Regions from separate parts of the Mus musculus genome. Here region 2 is linked to region 1. A link is a loop called in an ENCODE intact Hi-C map of the cell type or tissue named here. Cell type or tissue: left cerebral cortex. All regions are shown on one strand. Links, peaks and the distances in the headings refer to the core of each region. The heading gives the core; the rest is flanking DNA.

Evidence for each region. A loop is a pair of places that touch in the nucleus more often than their neighbours do. Peaks named below come from ENCODE experiments on the same cell type or tissue, not always from the same donor. Only the 100,000 strongest peaks of a DNase experiment are listed, where the experiment ranks them.
Region 2: it touches region 1 in a loop (2.0-fold over the local background); 5 of 42 quality-filtered maps call a loop at or near these places.

The regions. Positions count from the first base shown.
Region 1 is chr2:68,404,904-68,416,566 of GRCm38, reverse strand. Stk39 (serine/threonine kinase 39) reads left to right here. Exons shown (of 18, transcript NM_016866.2): 2 at 6,426-6,538. Among named protein-coding and RNA genes, the nearest start is that of Stk39, 61 kb to the left of the region's middle. In left cerebral cortex, for the core only: no CTCF peak of the experiment used is centred there; DNase peaks (open chromatin) are centred at 4,194 and 5,087; H3K27ac peaks cover 3,343 bases.
Region 2 is chr2:68,359,228-68,370,890 of GRCm38, reverse strand. It overlaps Stk39 (serine/threonine kinase 39), which reads left to right. Exons shown (of 18, transcript NM_016866.2): 6 at 1,786-1,895; 7 at 2,393-2,494; 8 at 4,684-4,817. Among named protein-coding and RNA genes, the nearest start is that of Stk39, 110 kb to the left of the region's middle. In left cerebral cortex, for the core only: a CTCF peak has its summit at 6,225 (motif pointing left); DNase peaks (open chromatin) are centred at 2,742, 6,218, 8,124 and 9,009; H3K4me3 peaks cover 448 bases; H3K27ac peaks cover 1,155 bases.

The sequences.
Region 1 (11,663 bases), core at 1,158-9,157:
CACCGGACTGTCTCCTTCTGCTGTGCAGAAGTGTTTTAATTTCATGAAAGCCTAGCTTGTTGCTGTTGTTTCCTGAGCAAGTAGAGATCTTTTCGTAAAGCCTGGCCTAGGGTTGCACCTCGAGGTGTTTTCTCTCCCTCTTTCTCTAAGAGTTTGAGCATTTCAGGTCTTACATTAAGGTCCCTGCTCCATCTGAAGTTGGTACTGGTATAGGGCGAGAGATAAGGATCTCATTTGACTCTCTTACATGTGAATACTTAATTTCCCTGGCACCACCAAATCATTTCTGAGATCATTTTTCAGCCAGTAAGATGACAGCTTTATACGCCTGGCCTAACAGATATTTTAAATTTTGGACGATCAGGTAAGAATGGGTACAACTCAGAAACCAATTGTTAGTTTTTATGTTTAGGAGAAATGTGGCCCTTGGAAAGCGGCTTCTTGGCTGAGTGATTTTATATTAAAAACAACAACATCACACTAATCACCAGCCTTAAAAGTTCGGGAGAGCTTACACAAATCTGGCTTTATAGCTTTTCTGCAAGCCTAGGCAGTCTTTCCAGGTTAAATCGCTGTACCTCTGTGAAGCTCACGTGTATCCATTCACCAGAGTCTCCCCTGGTCGGTTTCTGGTGCTCATGTGACTGGTTGGCTTTGTGGACTGTGAGGTTGGATATAAATAGAGCAGAGTGAACTGGGGAGAGAGGGCTGGAAGAAAGCACTTGAGCCAAAGCCATTTGTTTTGTGTACTGTATACTCCACATGCCAACACTTCTATAACGAAAACCTGAGATGGCTCCGGACTGTACTCACTGGCAGAGTGAGTATATGGCTGTGGAACATAAAGAGTCTTTCTATGTGCTAGGAAAGGTCCTAGCCCTTATCAAGGTTTTGACTTGGTGTTCCTTATGTAAGTAGGATTCGATGATAGACTTCTTCCCAGTGGCTGTCATGAGAGCCAGAGGTTAATGCAATGCCCAGCCCCTGTCTTGCAATTTAGGGGACATGTTACTTGGGTAATCAACTACATCTTGACTTTAACTTAAATAAATGTAAATAAACTTTGTTATGGAGAGAGATAGGGGAGGGAGGGAGAAAGGAAGAGAGGAAAGAGGAGACACACTAGATGTTGCTGCTTATTAGAAGGAAATATACTGGTTATTGGAATAAGAGAATACTCTTAGCACAAGGGCTGATAAATTATGGCTCACCAATGCCACGGAATATTATACAGTATTAAAATGACAAGTTGACAATACCATCTGATCTCAAATGCTAGCTAGAATTTTTAATTAGGTCTTATTGTATACTGGATACCATTCCAAGGGTTTCCATGTATTAATTTACTAGATTCTGTCAACCACCCTTTAAACTGGGTATTATTATTGCCATCTACCCTGTAAGAAACTGAGGCACACAAAAATTCAATTATCCATTCAAGAATAAATAGCTAATACATTGTAGCACTGGGCTGTGAATCTATGTAATTAATGGTCAAATAGGGTGTAAAGGTGTGTCTTAGGATACATACTAACGTTGATCACATCAAGTTTAGCTATGGAATATTAATTCTCACTGCTGCTTGATTGTCGGAGTGGTCTTTTCCATCTTAGGTTCTACTGTTTATCATGTTGCATCAGACCTTGAGAAGTGCTGAGCATTTTGCTTCCAGCTTCAATGCTTTTTCCTTCCCATCAAACCTACAGGGCCTTCATGATGCTAAACAGAATGAAACCTATGCTAAGCAGAAGCACTTTGGCCTGAGTCCTTTAGGTTGCATACACGTACAGCCTGTAGGCCAAGTTGGCTGCCTTCGTGGTTCGCTGGGAGCAGTGAGGCCCATCAGGAGTACCGTATATTTACTCCATTGGCTGGGTTTTTATTTCTTTAGGGATGTGAAACATATTATTGCTGTTGAGACATACAAGTAGATTTTATTAGTTTATTAAGGAAGCTGGAGTTTAGATATTAGGTCCAAAGTCACGGAGGAAATCCATACCTTTAATGAGTAGACTCTTATTTGGGGTGGTCTGAATGAGAATGGTCTCAGAGGCTCATATGTTTGCATGTTTGGTCTCCAGTTAGTGGAACTGTTTGGGAAGGATTAGGAGGTGTGGCCTTGTTGGAGTAGGTATGGCGTGTTGGAGGAGGTGTGTCACTGTGGAGAGCATTAAGGTTTCAAAAGCATAGGCCAGCCTGAATGCCGCTATCTGTCTCTGTCTCTCTGTCTATCTCTGTCTGTCTGCCTGCCCCCTAACCCCCCACCCCCACCCCCAATTCACCTCTGCTTGCTGCTTGCAGATCAGGATGTAAAGCTCTCAGCTAATGCTCGCTGTCATGGTTCTCAGTTTCTTAATCATAAGCAATCCCCCAATTAAATGCTTTCTTTTTAAGCATTGCCTTGGTCATGTGTTCCTCCCTTCACAGTAATAGAACAGTGACTAAGACATTCGTCTAACCTCATTTTAAAAGATCTTGCTAAGCTATGATATGGAAACTGTAGTGATTTACCAAAGGCACTTCAGGTGATTCTTGCCTCTGGTTATAGACTTAACTAGGTCAGAACTTGTAATTAGCATGGCGTTCACCATAGGTGTCAGTGGCAGAGTGGCTTAGAATAGACATTGAATGGCTTTGTGTCAGTGTTCTGGGGCTGCTGTAACAAGCACAAACTAAAATTTACTTCCATAGTTCAGGAGGCTAGACAGCACAGTTCCAGGTACTGTCCACCGGGATTTCTGGGATTCTGTCTCCCTCGTTTGCAGACCTTTTCTCTGAGTAAGGAGAGAGGAGAGTGAATTCTTCCTCGGCAATTCCAGTGATGCTAATTGTCATCCCTGATGCACCTCTGATTTCTATGCTCCTAAGAGGCCCTTTCTCTAAATTTATCGTGCTTTGGGACCTTACCATATGTGTTTTAATCTGTAGTAAAAGTTCAGGCTTCTGTAGCTACCGATCTCGTCTTTTATTCTGCATAGGAAATGATCAAAATGAAAGATTTATCCAGCTTGTATCAGGAGCAGCCACCTTTGGACTTCTATCACCTAGTGAATTGCTTGCCACTCAACAGAACTTTAGTTACTGTTCAGTTTTGCCGATGAATTCATGTAAGTGAAGAATTAATATCAGTGTTTTCCTGTGGCTGTTAAGCCTATTCCTTGAAATGAGGTTGCCAGGGAGTGGTGTTTTAGGGGGTTGTTACGGTATTAGGCTCTGTGAATGTTGGTTCATGTAATGGATACCTCTGAGGTAAGTACGAAGGAACAAGGTGCTGATGGCTGACTGAGGAGTCACAGGAGACCCACACTAAAACGGTTGCTAGTGTTGAAGGTGAAATTTGCATCCCAGTCTCTGATTTCCTTTCTTCTTTTAACAGAAGAAGCACTGGATTCTGTGTTAGTTTCTTAAATACTTGTCGAAATCCAAAGTTATGACACTAGAATTACATATCCAGGATGTATTCCTTTGGGTAACTTGACGTGTGAATGCAGCTATGGAGTTTTCTGGTGATTGCTTCAGTTCAAGCAACAGTAGGAATGAGGAAATGAGAACACATGCCCACAAAGACAGACCTGTACCTTGGTAATGAATTCAAGGAAACCCTGCCTCTGGCTGCAATCACCATAATTTCTATCTAAAACTTAGAAGTGGTTCTTTGCCTGGAATTACCAGAAAGTTACCAGAAAAAAAATCTACATTGACTTAAAACATCCTGACAAGATGGGAATACATAACTTTCTTAGTCTGGCACATGGGCCACCATCCTAGAGAACATTTTAACTCATGATGGATGGGTGTCTGGAATAAAATGAAAAATGTTCAAGGCTCTCTAATCCCCAGGATGCTAGTTCTTAGAAACACACCGTCAAATGTTAGTGAGTCATAGTTCAGCATTAAGGAAAGGCTCTGTTTAACCCTTCACTTGCTTCCACTACACATTCTAACGCTTGCTTATTTACTGGATCTCCAAGCCTACCTTTTCAGGCTTCCCTTTAATCTGTTCAGCAAAGTACATAAAGCTCCTTAAAGCAAAACTGTCTTCTCATTCATTCTAAATGGCCCTTGGAAAAATTGTCAGGTCACTTCTGCCTCCCCGTCAAAGCATAGGCTTCCTTTAGCCCTGGGACTCTTCAGTCTCTTACAGCAGCTTCCAAGTTTAGATCACGACTCACAGTAGAACATGCTTCAAACCAAAGCCGCACAAAGCTGTTCTCAGCTCTCTCTGGCAAGTTATATTCTGAAGAGAAGCTTCAGAAGGAAGGCCTCCACCCACCGAAAAACTGAATCCACGACCCACTAGTGTATCCTGGCTGGCAATCTGGAACAAGCCAACCAACCAACCAACCAACCAACCAAACAAACAAACAAACAAACACATTCTCTCTCTCTCTCTCTCTCTCTCTCTCTCTCTCTCTCTCTCTCTCTCTCTCTCTCTCTCTCTCTCTCATACACACACACTAACCGGCATGCCTTGCTCTGGGGTCTTAGGCCTACGTTCTTCTATTATGGAGGGAGGACTATTCCTTATGGCAGTGGGCTTCTGCCATAGAGCTTCATATTTCCTGTCTGAGATAAAAGTCATTATTCTTTAGCTGGCTGTCTTTCTAACCAGTAAGATGCTCACTATAAAGCAGGAGACTTCCCACTTCTTCCTCATTGGAGAATCCTTATTTGTGACCGCATTCGTGAATGTATTAGTGGGAATCTCAGCCTGAAGTTGTAAGCCAAGGGCTGTTGGGAGGGAACCTGATGTTATATTCACCTGTTCAGGCCTTGATGGGAGCTGGCCTGCTTTTCCTTCTTCAATTGCTCTGATTTGAAAATACTGGAGACTGTATTAAGGGTGGGAGAGAGGAAAATGGAAATTGACGTCAGAGTGATCGGGCCCATGCCAGCAGCTAGTTAAACTGTGGATGTCTCTGCTGGGTTTCAGGCTCACTGCTAACCAGCTACTTTGCGCTTTCTCCAAGGCTCCCTTCACTGACAGTCTCTTATTCTGGGAAAAGCCCTGTCACACAACGGTTCTATCCCTGCTCCTGAAAGGGAGGCTCACTTGCACCTTTCCTGCAGGGTGGTTCTCTTTGGTTGAGCTATTTAGTATTGAAGAAATATTTTCCTGGCAAGGCCGACACAAGCAAGGAAGGGCAGGCTGTGCTCCGGCTTGTGGGAAGTAGACAAAGAACACAGACGTGGGCGTCTGGCACACTGACTCAGATCCCAGCCCATACTTACATATTAGCTATGTGACCTGGGGCAGCTTTGCCAGGTTCCCCGTTTTCTCACATATAAAATGAGGCTGATAATAAAGATGCACACGCTTTTCGTTTTATGGCTAAAGTGCTACTGTGCTGTGGGTGCTCAGCACATGGGGTTGACACAGGTTGGGCTCCTATGTGTGGGAGCCTTGAAGGCAGAGAACATGGAGGGTACTAGGCTGATCTTTCAGGTTCCTAGGTCCCAGCTGACGGGGCTGTGGAGGGCACATTGTTCCTAAATCAGCTCTCCCAGATGAAGGTTAGAGAGTCACATATGTACCCTTTTGTGTAGTCCTACGTTTAGGCTGTGTTTCTTTTATTGGATATGTGGGGTTGGGAAATAATTTATGTGATTGGAGTGCCATTTTTGGTATTATCTGCAGAGTTAAGATGCCTTGCTTGAGGGATCTTTTGGCTTGGTGGGATATAAATCTGATTAGAAGCTCTCAGTGGTGTGCTACAAATCATTACCCCTCTACGTTCCGTTCTTATAAAATTTGGATAACAGCATGGCTCCGCCTTTTAGGAATTTTAAGTGCATTAGCTAATGATGATCAAGAGACCTTAAAAAATATGAAATTCCCAGGAATGCCAAGAGCTTTTGTTAGCAGATTGGCATTATTTCGCTTGGCATCCTTAAGAGCTGTGTTTTAAACAAGAGCATCCTAGGGCGGATTTCTGTTTGTTTTTTTTTCTTTTTGTTTTGTTTTGTTTTGTTTTTCCTAGTTGTAGAGCAAGAGCTGACCCCCACCCCCACCCCCACCCCCACCAGGAGTGTTCAGGATGCTAAGACTCAGGACCCGATGGAAGTCCTGAAGTAGCCCAGGCAGGACTGGCTGGCTTGGGTTGCATTGAAGTAGAGGAAGAGTCTGGGATATAAGTGTAGTTGAAGTGAGTCTGGACCCAAGGGCTATCACCATTTCAAGCAGAGTTGTACTCATCCTGCTGGTCCCCATGTCCTAAGAGAAACACCTGGAAACACCCAAATCCCCCCATTTCTCCTCTGGATACTTATTGTAGGACTTCAGGGACTCTTTGAAGATGCCACTGGTAACATTTTGAACACCTCCAGTGAAAGACTTAAATTACAGGCACTTAAGAAAGAGATGCATAGGCAGCAGTATATCAGTGCGGTGTATGAGAGCCGATTTCCTCTTTATTTTGTTTCAGGCAGCGGAGCAACTGCGGTGGTTCAGGCAGCCCTATGCAAACCCAGGCAAGAACGCGTAGCCATAAAGCGGATCAACTTGGAAAAATGCCAGACGAGTATGGATGAACTCCTGGTGAGTATAAGGGGAGGAGACTCCTAGCGCTTGCTCTCCCTGACCTGGGGCTTGTGGGATGGGGATGGGTGGGTATGAGCCGCACCCCTTTCTTCTCCCCTGGGTATGATCTATGATTAATAGTGTTGATTGCAGTGTTGGGTCTGCGCAGTTCCAGTGGTCTCAGTGTGACACTCCATGCACATTGTATGCTCCGCCCTGAGGTCATGTGGTTTCTAACTCCAGAGTCTGATGTCTGGTTTCTTCTGGCCCTTCTCTAAGAGTTCATGACATAGCTGTGAATTCTTCCAAATGTACCTTTTGCTCATTTGTGCTTTTATAAGTTACAAAACCACATATGAATTGAGTTTTCTTTTGTAATGTATGGTAGACTCCATTTCAGTTGTTGACACGTTTGATACTCTCAAATGCTTACCTTCTATTTCCTCTCTGAAATGAAGCACTTACAGAAATAGTTGGAGCTTGTTTGCTCTATAGTAGATCTGACTATAGAAGCATTGGCGGGTTGAGGGAACATTTGCTTTTGGCTTAACTGACTCATTATTAAATGAACAGCTTAGCAAATGGTTATTAGTTACCCAGCAAACTGTGAAGGGTTTTGGAGTTTAATCTCATAAATATAGTTGTCGTTCTGCCTGCCAGGTTTTTTTTTTTTCTTCCTTTTTTTTTTTTTTTTTTTTTTTTTTTTTTTACCTTTTGGCCATTTATTTCAGGACAAAAGAAAACTGCAGTGGAGAAGTTAGCTCACTTGTTATCCCGACCATAATCCCAGCACAAATATTAGTCCAGTAGTACCGTACAAGCGACAACGTATGATGACAGTTGGCTACACATGAAGAGGCCTTTTGTTTTATTCTACGTTGGGAATGGAATGCCATCAACAAGAGCTTTTTGTCTGTCCTCAGAATATAGCTTTTATTTCAGGCTTAATTACAGTACACTATAGTATAAATTAAGTTCAAGGATAAAGCTGTACTTTTCCAGATCTGTTTGGCCTTCCATTTTAAATCAGGTTACACAATGCATAGATCTCAATGGGACTGAAGCAGTGGATTGCCAGTCAAAGCTCAGATTAGAGCAAGGGCTCCTGCAATTACATGTTAAACATTATTGGTTAAACAATAATCATTCACTTATGGAGGTTTTTTTTTTTTCTCTCAAAATTTCAGCCGTGCATTGCTTGCATGGGTGTTGTACTGTGTAGGACTTACCTGTTTCTGACTGTGTAGTCACCAGTACAATTGTGTCTTTGTCCTCCTCCAGTCCCCAAGGTCATCTTCTCTGGGTGGAAAGGGCATTGACTAACCAGTGGGGAGAGCTGGGTCCTGCTTCAGCCACTGACTTGATTTTTAGCTGTAGTTGCATTGCCTAATAGCTTTGGGTCGTTTTTAAGAGAGCGCCGAAGCGGAAGGTTCGTGTTGGGAGTCTTCGTTTTCTGTGGCTCTGCATGAGGGTGCATGGCTTTCTAAATCAAGAACCGTGCATTAACACTCATGCCTTGTTTGAAATCTCCCGTTAAGAGCTCGCCTGTGCCGCTTGCGTTTCGCTGTGGCCTCTGCCGGATCCTCAGCCACCAAGTGTTTATACAGTGTGTACAGCTTGAGATATGCCTGCTCCCCGGCAGTCTTGGAAGCAGTTTTCAAGCTGTGCCCCCCATGCTGTGGTCTGGTCTCTGTCAAGCTCTGAGTCGCCCAGGGCCGATGGTAGCTTTTATTTATTTATTTATTTTATCACACTTGGCAAACAGGCATGATGGTCCAGTTAGGGCTAGACCGGAGATCAGCAGATACATCCTTACTCCAGGGTCCCTTTGCTGGGACCAGCACGTGTACCATCACAGCTTAGCAAGCTGTCTGTTTAAAGGCTGTGTTTTTCATTCCTCTGTGCGTGGCTCCATCAGTCTCTCTGAGTTTGTCCATTGGCAGTAGTTAATTTTTCTGAACCCTTTCATCTTGCTGCAGTACTACCCAAGCTCTAGAGAACACATGCATACTCATTTATTCAATAAAATAAAACAATGTTGTTCTCAATTTAAAGAATGTTAAATTAATAAATGAATTGCTTTGGCCTTTACTTAACTTTGAACCTTGGGCCTTTCGGTGTGTTGATGTATTTAGAGATGGTGGGAGGGAAGGCTCTGGTACTTCAGAATATACTTCTGTTATTAGCCTGTCCGAGGTCATCAGGCCTTTGTGGTCCAGATGACGGACATAGGAGCTTTGTGTGGAGTAGAGTGCCTGTGCCCTTTCGACCTCTGCCACTGCTGTTGCTTGCACTTTCATTATTCCTGTGGTTTCACATTTTGGCAGTGTTTGGGCATCCGGTATCCTAGTAATCCTTTAATTCCATGAGTGTGTATTATCTCCAGGTTGGGGCACTGCCTCTTCTCATAGAGGGTGCCATGTGTTAACTGGAAACCATTGTTCTTAGAAGAAACAATGGCCCACTGGGGGCTTTATCTTGTGAGAGCATTATGTCATAGAAGTCACAATTATCAACTATTTACCAGTTCCTGGAACATCTGCCTCCCCCAAAGGATCTTTCACCCCCAGACTGATACTCCCTGCTCTGTTCCCTACCCTCAGTTCTTTCCCCGAGTTCATGGTCCTTGTCCCATGATAGGAGGGATCTATACGCAGAGCCTGATGTGACCTCACATAGCCGTTTCGGACAGTTGTCCACACAGAGCCACAGTACCTTTCCTGTAATCATGGCCTTGACTCCAGGTTTTGCTGAGTAAGGAGACAAGTTGTTTAAAAGTGTTAACCATGGTGCCAGCTTCTCCAAGAATAAAGGGAGGAAAACTAAATGTCAGACGAACTCACGGGCACTGAGTAATCGCTGATTTTAATTTCCCTGCTGAAATGAGTTCGCCTCCAGTTCTTCAAGGTTAAGCTGGTGGAGGATACAAAAGCACATTTATCTGTTTATCTGATAGATACTTAAATATCATTTCTATAGCGTGCTTCATCTGTTAGAAGGTTAAGCCACAGGGCTGTATATTGAATTTCAAGGCTGGCTGTTCGTGCAAAACCTTGTTTGATGTAGTTTAACAGTAACTCGAGGAGAGCGTGCACAGTGAATAGTCGCATTCAAGTCGACTGGCTGGCGTTTAAGTTCTCTAAACTTGGGCTTTCTCTCTGTATGGCTTTGCGTTTTTTTCTTGTCTGTTGCGGAGTGTGCCTGTGACTGGCTGTAGCCTGTCAGGATGAAGTGACCATTGTGTTTTATGTCCTCCTCTTTCAGCATGTGCTCTGGCCAGTCTAAGATTTGTTGGCCCCCATACTTCAGTGTCAGCCCGCATTCCGAGGAGGTCCTGTTATAAATGGAAATTTAAAGCAGCTTATCGCCTCTGGAATGTATCTTTTCATTGTGAAGCAGGGATCTGTGAATTTCCCATTTCCCAAATGCTGTAGATGCTTGAAGGCTCTTGTTCCTTGGTCTAGCAGTAAGCCAGCCTCTTCATCTGGGATGAGGAGGAGTGGGATTTTTGAGCAGTGGACACCTTTCTGTCCCCTGTGTTGGTTGGGAGCTACTTCAGCAGGCTGCTAAACAGATCGCCTGCTCTGCAGTGGGAATTTTCAGACTTGCTAAGTGAGGTTGACCCTTCTCGTGCAGACTGGTGAGCTCCTTTTGGAGGGAGCTCTGAGCCTCTTGGAAGGGTTTGCTTCCCTGGTTTGGGGTCAGCTTCAACGGTTAGAAACACTACCCTAGGGCACCATTGAATCTTCTTAAAATCCATTATATAAGCAGAGGATTAAGCATCTTTTTTTTTTTTTAAGGCATCTGTCTTTTCAGACCATCATCAGATAATAAAATAAATTCCATAAACATACCATTCATTTCTATTTACCTTGTAATTGAACTTTTCTTCCAGGATGTTTTCTTTATCCGGAGGCTACTGAACATTTTTGACTCATGAGCTAATTTGGCTGTTTTTTTTTTTTTTTTTTTTTTTTTTTAAGGATCCCATCATGCAGCCATTATTTGCTGTAAACATCCCTTCTCCTGCCTCAGTCTCCCATGTGCTGGGATTATAGATGTGTGACACTGTGCCCAGCATTTTCTTGAGCCCTAGTTTTTAACCATTTGTCTCTTCTCTTTAGCTCTGACTTGGGTCCCTGGGTTTTAGGTCTGTCTTTGGTTTAGCTATGGACAACTCAAGTCCATCTCCCCTGTGCTACTGAACTATCAATTCATTATTGTTAGCAATTGTAATCATTAGGCCATACATTGTAGGAGGAACCTTAATTCAGCAGCCAAAGCTCCCATTTCTTTAAGAGAGCAAGGCAGGGGGAGCAGAAGAGAAAAGAAAAGAAAAAGAAAGGAAAAAAAAATCGTTCAGGGATGACATTATGAAATTATGTTGTGATTTCAGTTTGTGATGGATGACAGATGTGGACAAAGTCATTTCAAAGGAAACAATGACACTATAAAGTGCTGACTGCTGAGTGCCGTGGGAGGGGAGGGGAAAGGAAAGGTCCCAGAGCCAGAGGCTGTGCCTGCTTCCTACTTAACCCAGCACAGCTGCCCAGGGTAGGGAGAACTTACCCTGGGGCTCCCTCTCCTTCGTTCAAAGAGAGTCACCTCCTTAGATGGCAGAGGTTAACCTCCCTGAGAGTTCTAGGATTGTGGCTGTTTGAAGCTAAGATCTTTAAAAACATACGCTTTCCGATTCACTTAAAGAAGAACACAGATTACTAGCAAGTTGTGCCGTGCGTGCGTGCGTGCGTGCGTGCGTGCGTTTACTGCAGTGTTGTGCTGTGGAGAGAAAACACTCGTGTGAAGTTCTGGATCTGGGCATGCATGCCATGTGCTCCCTTCTCCACTTAAACGCCGATCCCAGTCTCACAAGTTGCCTTCAGTTGTCGAAGTTCCGGCTTCTGCTCTTGGCTTCCTCCATCATCCTTGTAAAGGCAATTTGCTCTGTCACAGACAAGAGTCATCCATAAATCAAGACTTTTTTTTTCTTTCCTCCTCAGCAAAAAGGCATTGCTTGCTGCTGCCGGGGCTATTATTTTTCTATTCTTTTCATCTCCTGTTCCCTCTCTCCCTTCCATGCTCTTTTCTCTCCTCCCCCTCATTAGAAGCATAAATTAGCTTTGATTTATAGAGTGTTGCGGAG
Region 2 (11,663 bases), core at 2,423-10,422, 47 kb after region 1:
TGCAAGTAGCAGTGTATCAAATATGCCATTTCCTAATTTTCAGTTCATTTGCTTGTAACTGATGTCCTGCTGGGAGATGAATATGTTTAACTGTAACTAAAGCCAACATATTTGTACTTATGGGGCTAGTTACAGTCTTACTAAATTATGCTGCTGTGCAACAGTGCCGGAGGTCTAAAGCAAACCCCCATATGCCCTTGGTGTGGGTTTGTACTTGAGGTAGTTCTTTGTAAGTCCTGACAGTCAACAAAGGGAACCAGCAGAAGAGAATCCGGTCAGAGCAGCGTTGCCATGATCATACTGCAGAGTATCCTGCGATGTGTGTTGGCTTGCACCCTTTTTTGGCAGACAGAGTCTTACTATGTAGCCCTGGCTGGCCTGTGCCTCCAAGTGTTGGGGTTAAAGGCATGTATTGCTACACTCTGACCTTTCTATCTACCACTTCACTCTCTGGGGATTCTTGATGTGACTGTTACGCAAGAAGTAAGTATTCTAGTCCTGAGTAGTTGGCACCTTAATTTATAACTTGCTTTTACTCAATATGCAAAAATGTAAATGAGGATGCATGCATTAATAAGCAGCAGCTGTTCACTGCTGTCAGCTATAGAAGTTACTTTTGCAGATTGGTCTATATGCATATCTAGTATACCAAAGTAATCTCACACACCAAATTTCTAATACGCAATGGGTTTTGGGAAGAGTTTGATGTTTTTGGCCAGTGTGACAGCTCCCTGGGTAAAAGTGATTGTCTCCTAAGCCTGAAGGATATGAGTCTGATCGCTGGAAGTCACGGTTGAGAGCCCCATAGGAAGATCCCAGTGAGGAAAGCTTGCAAGTCTGCGGCTTGCCAGGGAGCTGTAGTCTCTAGCACTGCAGAAGCAGCCTTGATACTGTGGAAGATGAGAAGCAACTCTGACAAGTGACCTCTGACCTCCACAAGTACAGCATGTGCATACACTCCTACACTGGATAAACTTAAGTGCACAACACAAGCAGGCACACACACAGACACACGTCCTCACACACACATGTACCTAATCAATGAAGTAGAGTAAGAGATACATTTAATTCTACATATCATTCCATCCACACTTAATGAAAATTATCCAGGAAACACTAAGGGAACAAAGGGGGAGCGGGGAGGGAACCAGTCTTTGCTGACTCAGCCCTTCCTTTGAGCAGCCACTTGCTTAAGGACAAACTTAAGCTTGTTGTGAGCGTTGGGCACCTGATATGTTGGCGTGCTTGTATGATTTTGGCCAAGGTATTAATATATACTATTTAGTCTAGGACATGATGGTATGGGATGAATTCTTTTTTTTTTCTTTGTAAAATTAACATTTGGACATTGGTAACTTAGAATTAAATGGGCTAAAAAACCACAATAAAATATAAAGATAACTCTATTACATACTGCTCTTACTTCAAAAGAGTTTAGATAAAACCCAAGACATTTTCTATTCTGGGATTTTGAAATGTGTTTATGTTTTCAGTGCAATTAAAGGAAACGGCGACTTTTTGTACCTGTTTAGTAGAAAACATCCTATGGTTTGGTGAGCTTGCCTGGCCCATGGCCTCTGATAGCATGCTCTGCAGGGTAGAGAATGGCAGGTGGCAGACAGCAGGGCAAGCCTGGCATATTTCTGAGACGCTCCACGAGTGTGTTTACAGCCCATCCATCACTACCTAGGGCTCAGCAGGGAGAGATGGGAATTGATATCAGAATTGATGAGCCACGTGGAACATAAAATAAGGTGGATTTTTTGTTGTTGTTGTTGTTTTCAGATTTTGGAGTAAGCGCATTCTTAGCCACAGGGGGTGATGTTACACGGAATAAAGTCAGAAAAACATTTGTTGGTACCCCATGTTGGATGGCCCCTGAAGTCATGGAACAGGTAAAAAAAATATTACCTTGGTTGTTATAGTACAGGAATACATATCACTAATATAGCTTTTTTTTTTTTTTTTTTTTTTCGAGACAGGGTTTCTCTGTGTAGCCCTGGCTGTCCTGGAACTCACTTTGTAGACCAGGCTGGCCTCGAACTCAGAAATCCGCCTGCCTCTGCCTCCCAAGTGCTGGGATTAAAGGCGTGTGCCACAACGCCTGGCTAATATAGCTATATTGAATGTGTCTAATTAATCTAACATAACACAGATCTGATGCACTGCATGCAGGTGTTAATATTTCATTTCAATCAATTATTATCGTAGAACATGTCATACATACAGTGTAGATTTAAATTCCTGATTGCTAGCTAGCCCTTAGCAAGCCACACTGACATTTTATAAACAGCTTTGGCTATCTGACACAGTAGTAGATGTACTGATGTGTAACAGGCCTGCTACATGATTGTGAGTGATTTGTTTTCTTCATCTTCTTTTTCCTTTTTAGGTGAGAGGCTATGACTTCAAGGCTGATATGTGGAGTTTTGGAATAACTGCCATTGAATTAGCAACCGGAGCAGCGCCTTACCACAAATACCCTCCAATGAAAGTAATGACGCTGGGGAGACTCGTAGGGTTGGGACTGTGATGGGTTGGTGGAGGGTGGGGATGGGGGGGCATAGCTTCTTCAGATCTCCTGAACATGCTTATTTTTTGCTTAGACTTGTGAGGGTTTTCGGGGGAATTCGGCCAAGTTGAAGGCTGACTCACGTTCTCTAGTGCTGAGTTGACAGAACTGGTGCATGCCAGGCGCTCTGCCTCAGTGCAGTGTCGAGCAGCTAGCTGCCTGCCTCTGCCTTACCGACTCCTGAAAGAGCAGGATGATCTTAGGTCTCCCAGCACGGTCTAAGAGTGTATTAGAGTGAGGGCTGTTCCATTTGCAGATGGGTCCCAGGCTGCTTCCTTTTTTCTTTCGAAAATAAAGATCGTCTATTCCATTTTGAGCCCGCGCCCAGAGCGTGGTGTTGTGGCTCATCTGATGGAGTGAGTCACGGTGTTTTGAGGCACCATATACTTTGGGTACTATTTTCAGGTTTTTGTTATTCTCCTATCTGCTCTACCTCTGAGATAGCGGCAGCGTTTCTAATTTCCCCCAAGTAGACTTTGTCTTGAGGCTGCCGTTGTTCAGGGCAAATGATGAAGATGTTTCATCAAAACTCTGGTCTATGCTGGTTTTATTTTTCAACTTTTCGTCTTTAGAAATTTTAAAAGGACAGAAATCTGTTCATAAATAGATCCACTAACTCTAGCGGTGTTTATAAAATGTGCAGTGGGGGTGGAGCCTAGGGATAGAGCCAGTGCTTAGGGAATGTGAGGTTTGGGATTGAACCCTGTTTGTTTTCCAAACTCCCCCGCCCCCCACCCCCACCCGCACCTCCATGTACTTTCTTATTGTAGGAAACTTCATAGTGCCAATAGAAAGAGCAAAGAACAAATGATCTCTGTTAATGTTTTAGTGGTGTTACTTTCCTACTTCAAAACAAAACAAAACAAAACAAAAAATAAACCCTATTTTTTTTAATGGTTTTCCCAGGACTTCCTCAGGCAGAGCAGATAGTATTGCTGAGTGTACGCCCCACACCCTGTTTTATGCCTATTTCTGTCTAAGATTTTAATATAGTTAAAATGTCAATGATATACTCAATGCATGTATGTGCACCTCTTGATGATCTTTTTTAAGCAGAAAATTTGACGTTGACATGTAAAACATAGAAGAGATTTTTTTTTTTTAATGGAACATATACCAGAGGAACTCGAGAACCTCATCCTTTATCCATCATTTATGTTCTCTGTTTCTTTGTCTCCCGGTCTCCCCTGTTTTTCCCACATGAGTCTGGAGAGGCACTTGTTAATCCCAGCTTGTCGCTCACCGGGAACTTCTTTCAGGAGCTCACAGGAAGCCACATTCTCCTTCTGGCTGTTGTCTTCACAGACAACAGTCACTTTTAACATCCATCTATTCACACGCCTCAAAGTCTTCCAAAGGAGTCTTGACACATAGAGCATTTGCATAAATTAGGCCTGATTTATGCATTAAGGAGGTTCATTCATTTTGTAGGTCAATAGCATGCTATACAGTCTACTCGCTTTTAAATAAATGCTCCGCTTAGTGTGAAAGTTGAATTATTTCCTTTTTGACTTGAAACTGTACTTTGTTTAGTTTTTTTTGTAACTTATGATTATGATCCCGACCATCAGTATCTTATTCATTTTTTTTAACCAGTCCCCTATAGCAGTTTTCTCATGTTGTGTTCCCTTTACCTCCTGGGAAGCCCTGGCTTTATTTTTAGGGCTGCTGCTGATATGTTGCGGGGGCGGGGGGGTGGGGGATGGGGGGTGGGGGGGGAGTATATCAGGTTCTTTGCTTATGAATGGCCTTCACACTTGAATGTCCCTTTGTCTCCTGACCACCACTCTTTCCCAATCAGCCTGTGCTGCAGCTACGTGTTCCCTGAGGTCCCGGGAGAGCCAGCGACTTCCCAGGAAAGATTTTTTCCTGTGGCTTTGAGAGACCATTCTTAACGCACAGAACAAATTTTATAAGTTCTGTCATTGAGAATAACCCAAAGGATAAGGAGGGCGTGGGCAGATATGCTAGGAAAAGTGTGTCCCTTTCAGCACGCGACCTTAGGACCATTAAAGTCATGGGGGAAGCACGTCTGCAGTGCTTTGTGTGGAAACGCTGAAACTTCCACCGTCATTCAACAGAGGGCGGCTCCTCCTTTGTTTTGGCTGCAGGTGCTAATGCTGACTTTGCAAAATGACCCGCCCACTTTAGAAACTGGTGTAGAGGATAAAGAAATGATGAAAAAATACGGCAAGTCCTTCAGAAAGTTACTGTCACTGTGTCTTCAGAAAGATCCTTCCAAAAGGTATGCCACTTTTGGAGTGGGAGCGAGTGCCGGCCTTTGAGTTTCCGCAAAGCTGTGTTTGTGGATGAGAAGAACCTACATTAAGTCTGGCCTCTGTGCACCATCCTGTTAGTGGGAGGAAGCCTGAGGCTGCGGGGGGGGGTGGGGGGTGGGGAGTGGGGGTGGGGGAGAAGCCGGTGTAGCACTAGGGGGAGGGGGCAGGACTGGAGGAGGGTGAGGGGGGAAGAAGAAGCCATGGAGGTGGAGGAAGAATTGATCCTGCTTGCTTGGGGTAGGCAAGTAGGTACTGTCACCAAGAGAAAGTGACAAAGCAGATGTCAGAAGACGCTGGCAGGGGCGAGGGCAGCCGAGCTTGCAACCTGCACTAGGTAGGCTGAGCTGACCTCCCAGGACATCCGGCTAGCTCCAGTCTAAACCAGGCCAAGTTACTGAATTTTGCATGCGCTTCCTTTTAGTTGCAGAACAAGTTGTCTGTGCCATTAACAGATTAGCAGCAGATGAAAGTTTACCTAGAAAGATTAATCCTGTGAGCGGAAGCAAATGGCTTTAAATGAACTTAGTGTTTACTCTGTAGTCTTAATGTTACTGCCCTGCACGGGAACAACTGTCATTTTGAATCTGTTTCTTCCTTTTTAATCCCGGGACTTTGAAATACCCCTGGCATAGACAGTGGAACCCAGAACCCTTTATCATCTACAGGAGAGTTTTAGTGCTGCGCATCAGCGGCAAGCCTATGCCTTGTATAGATTTGGCATCTCTCTAACAGTCCTGGATAGTCTATCATACGTTCCCCAAGGTGCTGATGTTTTGCTTAGATATAATAATAATAATAATAATAATAATAATAAATAATAATATTCTGAAAGTTCCCCATTCAGGGATGGGACCCTGTTGTTATAAGGCACTGCTTTATTCCAGTCATAAATTCTTCAATGGATTAAGCTTTTAAACTTTTTTTTCTTTAAGCAGCATTACGGTCAGTTAGGCGAGACTTTAACTTACAAGCAACCTCTGTGGTATTTTGGGACTATTTGCTATTGTGAGTTTTTAATTATTTCCCACCAATAATCCGCACAGGCTGTTTGTGCCCAGTGTTTCTCCTGTCCTTCCTTCCCTTTGGTGTTTTGGGGTTAGTCTTCCTCCAGTGATCTTGCCCTGGCCTTACTTGCCACTCTCCTTTTGGTGACAATGCTCTTAGATTTTAACTTTGTTCTCCGGGTTCTGCTTATCCTTTCCTTGTTGGAGGGGCGTCATTGCCACAAGGGAAAAAAATGACGTGACAGAGAAGTGGTTGAGCCTCCCTCCTCACCTGGTTCGAGATAACCTTGCATTTCTGCTTAGTTCTCTGTCTTTACTGACAGCCTCTGGCATTCTGGAATAAGTTGAGGTTCCACCTAGTGGCTGTGACAAGTAATGCCACCCAGCTCTGAAAGTGGTTCCCCAGGGTCGACTTGCTAGTGTGATGAAGTGACAGGTTTGTGATTTAATCCAAAGAAGTTAGATTTCAGTGCAGTGTATTTAACAGACATTTAAACGGTTTGGTTTCTTGAGAAACGTAGAGACTTTTCCAGGTGTTCCACACTGTGTGAGTTCTGAATCCTGATCCCCTGTGTGTGAGACAGCTTGTCCCTCAGTGAGACAGTGAGCCAGAGAGAAGAGAGGCGGAGCTTTTGTGAGGCAGCCTCGAGTTAGGGTTGATGTGTGCAGGAAGCCTCTCCCTCCCCAGCTGTTTAGCCTGTGTGAGCAGGTGAGGCCTCCTTGCACGCAAGGTATATGCAGCTGTTCTCAGCTGGAGGAGTGACAGAGCATTAGTGCTGCACCCCCTCCCCAGAGGCTCTGCCTGTTCATGAAAAGGGAAAGACGTTGAAGATGGATGTGAGGACGAGCACAGACAAACACACAAACAGTCATCAGGATTGCGAGTGTAGAAAAAGAATTATTGTTGATATAACGTATAACTTAAAACACAGCCAGCATGAAATAAACAAATAAGCATTTATGCACATGACAAAATTTTGACATTTTGGTGATGTTTCCAGAGAACTTTTAGTCCGTCTTTTCTGTTCATGCTGTTTAAGGCTTTCTGCTTTCTCTCTCTCTTACTTTTTTCTTTCCATTCTCTTTCTGTAGTGATTCAATACCTAGCGGGATTCCGAGCTCTATTTTTTTTTCTCATTCTCATGACTTAATTTCTTTGTCTATCTAATGGGTGTAGTAATTGTCGATCAAAGGATCGTTCTGAGGATGTGGTGGAGTGACACCCGAGAGTTGCCCGCAGAGCCAGGGGTGAGCCCCAGAACTCAGGATATAGAGACTGCCTTCATCATTTGTAAGAAGAATCGCTGCCCTTTTGTTACTAATCACAGGACGCTAATGCTGTATCTTTTAAAACCACTGTTACACGATAGGCTTTTGTTGATTTATACAACAAATTCAGGCTTTTAGAAGGACACACGTTCTTCTTTATATGAGGAGACTCATGGGAGTTTGCTGTCTAGAGGTGATTTAAATCCTCTGAAGAGAGTTTCAGGAACAGCAACCAGGTTCAAGAGGGTTTAGGAGTTGCAAGAAAACTGGCAATTCTTGCGAGATTTGTGTTGCCTGCATTAGCTCTCCCTGCAGTCTTATGCAGTTGACAGGCAGCAAAGCCCTACCTAGTGCTGAGGCATGACAACCAGTGACAGCCACGGTGCAGGGATAACCAAGACATATCTCCTCCTGCACTCCCATGCTGGACTCTGCACCCTCCTCTTGACACAGAGTTGAGGTGTAGGAGCCCTGTGCCCCATAGAGGTTTGTGCTTTGCATAGCAGACTATCATTGTTATTTCCTAATAAAATGAACCTTGACCGTATAGTTTAACATACTCGTAAATGATGGCAGCCTATAGGAAGAGTGAACAATTACTTTGAGCACTGGGGGCTGGGAGGGAGCAGTGGTTACTGTTACATAGATAGATCTGTCAGAAATGAGATAGACTGGAATATTACTTTGCCTAGGGAGGGCGGGAGAGCCATGCATAGCAGTTCTGCCTGAGGTAAGTAAGGTGCTGGAGTTTATTAAAGCATGTTGTTAGAACTGTTTTGACTTTATAACACTCAATCCTGAGTCCTTTGAGATTCATTTGAGTCTCTGTGGACTTTGGCCCATCCATTTGTATTGGAGGAATCTGTTGAGGGATTTTCTTCAATGATGTAGGTACTTGAGTGCTGCATTGTTTTTACAGACTTCAGACTCAGTCATCACTCATAGCCTGGACTATTTCAGGGGCTGGTAGCATTTTTAGCATTTCTTGTAAAACAGGGTTCCCTGTTACATTACCTATGCACTGCTATGTGGTGGTTAGCAGCCACGTGAGAGGTGGGCATGAAGATCCCTTGCTCCAGTAGAACTCAGAAGGCAGGCAGGGTTACAAGCTGCACAGAGCGTTTTGTGGTTGTTTCTGTGAAGCTGAGTTCAGCAGGCAACAGGCACCTCAGCCTGCCTCACACATTCCTTCCTTCCTTCCTTCCCCTCATTTCTCCTGCTTTCCCATTCCCCTACTTTCTCATGGAGGGAGCTTGACAGATGTGTGGTTTTACTCTAAAGCTATGAACACTTGGAGCTGACTTCAGTACAAACCAGTGACCTGCTGTTGAATTGTTCTCTGTATTTGGAGTAGAGTGACCTGCAACTTAACAATTGTGCCTATTTAAAAAAAAAAGAAAGAAAGAAAGAAAAAAGAATTTTTTAAGCCATCCCTCCCTTACCTTATGGTGTCATTGTAATGAAGGGTAAGGGTGGAGTGGAGGGGGCAGAAAAAGATTTTCTCTGCAATATGCTTTCCCCCTTTATATTTTTGGTTGCCATAGAAATGACCTTTCTCAAGAAAGGAAAGAATTTTCCTAGTTCCATTTCTCAAGGTTAGTCCAGTATTCTGCAGCCTTCTCTCTACCTTAGTTTAACATTTGACCTTTGGCGTGTACTAGGGGAACGAGGGGTTACTGGGGAAAGGGAAAATCATTTTGGGTCCCCAGATAGGCACCTCCCCTCTTCCCGTTCTTTGTTTTGCTAGCCAGAGCCTTAATTTTAGTGCCTCCCCTCCCACCCCCCTCTGCTCTTCCTCACTGTGACTAGCAGATGCTTAGGCCTCAGTGCTGGCTAAACTTAGCCGCAGGAGTTACAGTCCTGCGCTCAAATGTCTACCAGCATTGCCTTCACTTCACGCTGGGGTGTGAAATTAAGCTACAGTAGCCCACTGTTCTGTGTCAGGCACTGGGAATATAAAAATGAATTCTACAGGCTCCTTTGCCTTGGAAGGGCTTGTGACATGACTAAGTGGAGCTATCATGGACAGGGATCATAGACTGAGATGAATTGAGAAGAGGAGTGGGAAAAGCCCAGCTCCCAAGCGAGCAGCAGCAGTTCCCAGCAAAGAGACCTACTCAGGCAAGGTGGGGGAGAGTGCCCAAAGAAGTTGTCTTCTGAATTGTTTCTTGACTAATGAGCAAGGTGTACTAGTTGGTTATGTGAAAAGTTTTGAGTCAAGAAAAGCACTGCCTGCGTTGTCACAATCTAACAAGGGACAGGTAAGAACCCCAACGTAGTTGAAGGCAGAATTGCACGAGGTTGACGGAGATAGACTTTGGGATCATTGAGCTTGGTTTGGTTGCTACCTCTGAGGGTAGGCAGCACAGACTGATGAGCAAGACGAATAAATATACAGCAGAATGGTAATCGATGCATTATGTAAAATGACTAAGTCCTTTCTCATCTCCAAGTTCTTTGTTTTTAAACAAGATGTAGACTCATGCATTTAATGAGTTTGCCAAGGGATATGGCCCTCCTGTTGCTTAGACCTTTATTTAATCAAAGCAGATATCAATTAGCAACTGTTTTAGTGGATGCATGACTTGGGCTTGTTTGAGAAGGATTTTATAACTAGCATTCTTGAAATTGAAAGGAAAAAGTGGTAACACTAAAAATCTGCCTTGCACAGAAATACAGATTTTGACTGTCAGACTAAGGCAGGTGCTGGCACATTTTAGCAGTAGCTGCCTATCATTCTAGGCACAAGGACACTTTCTACCCTTGTACTCTCACCCCAGTATCATTCTCTTTGTACTTTAGCTAGCCTGTGAAAATATTAATATCCCATGATGCTTTCGTCTCCCTTCCCATTTGCCATTATGAAAATTTTACAACACACAGAAAACGTGGGCAGTAGCTCAGTGTTTGCTCCAGTCCCCCGCCCCCCATTCCATCACGGTGAGCGTCCCCATCCTCTGGGTGTTCTGTTTATTTACTGAATTATTTGAAAGTAAGAGACCATGCTTCACTACGTGTTTCTTCCAAACAAGGTCATGTGCCCACGTGATCATGATGTTTTTCCTTGTGATCACGTGATCACTTCAGAAAATGAGCAGTATATATATACATACATAAATATATATATATATGTGTGTGTGTGTGTGTATGTATATATATATATATATATTTATATATATATATATATATTTTTTACAGGCTTCTTCTCTGTGGTCAACTTATGTATTTCTAAATGTCTTTTGTAATTTTTGCTGCTTCCTTTCCAAACCCAGTGTTTGATCAAGGATAATGAGCTGTGTTTGGCTTTGAATTTTATGTCTATTTTGATCTAGAATGCTTCCCTCATCTCTTCTCCCTTTTCCTCTATCATCCTGAAGATTCTCCTGCAACCTACCCTTCACCCCATACTCCTACTTCCTTCCTCTTCCTTCCCCCCCTTTCCTTCTCTTATGGTAGCAGTAGGACATAACCTGCTGGATGTTAGGTGAGTGCTGCTCCATTGACCAACATGTCTAGCCTTATCTGGATGAGCATAATTAGGGCAGCTTTTTTCCCCCTTTGTACAGACACAAATAGAGAAAGCTGATAGGAAATGGATTCCTAATTAAGGGAGTATTGACAAAGGAAGCTATTCTTTATGGACGATTGTCAGTTGAACATAGAAGGAATGCTAAAAGTAGGAAATCAATGTCCGGCTACCTCCTGTGAAATATTTAAGGCAAAAATGGTAAACCACAGGGGAAGGGTTTCAGCAACAAGATATCCATACAGCACGCCAAGACGCCACTCAGCACGACACTGGCTAATTGCTGTGGAGAAGGCAGGCCTTCCAGTGTTGAGCTTTGGAGCCTGGGGACCAAGCAGTTACACTTAGCATCAGTGTTAATGTTCTGGCCCATCGGTCGCCTCCGTGAAAGCGGAGCTTGAGAAGGACAGATCCAAACTGTGAACTTTGGAGTATTTACAAACTCAACCAGTTATGCATCTCCTATCCAAACTCCGCAATTGGGAATGTTTCTAAATGTGTAATTTTATGGGCAGTTTAGACACCGTTCATTTGCATGATGAGATGTCTTTGAGCCTTCTGGACCTGACTTTAAGTTTAAGGCACATAGAGCATAGAGAAGCAGGTCACATGATACCATAAGGAAGTAGACATATCCAGAAATGCTTGTAAGGGAATTTGTGTTTTATTGATTACCATACTATTTTAAATTTCCTTGAAAAAAAGTGGTCCATATACAGTCGAAGCAGTTGCTTTAATACTCCGCAGACTGAGCCAGCACACAACATCTGTCTGTGAGCCCTTCTCAGTAGATGCTGCTCCTTGGAAATCACAGAACAAAGTTCACTCCGTCATTCCTTTGACAAGGTCACATTGCAGTTTGTATGGCTTCTTAATAACATAGGAATTTAGCTCCCAGCAGTTGCTCTGCCAACTTCCAGAAACGCCAAAGTTGACATACTGAAGTATACGAATGGAGGCTGGGAAATTGATTGTGCCCAAACCTTAACTCACATGAGTTTATGTGTTTGGCA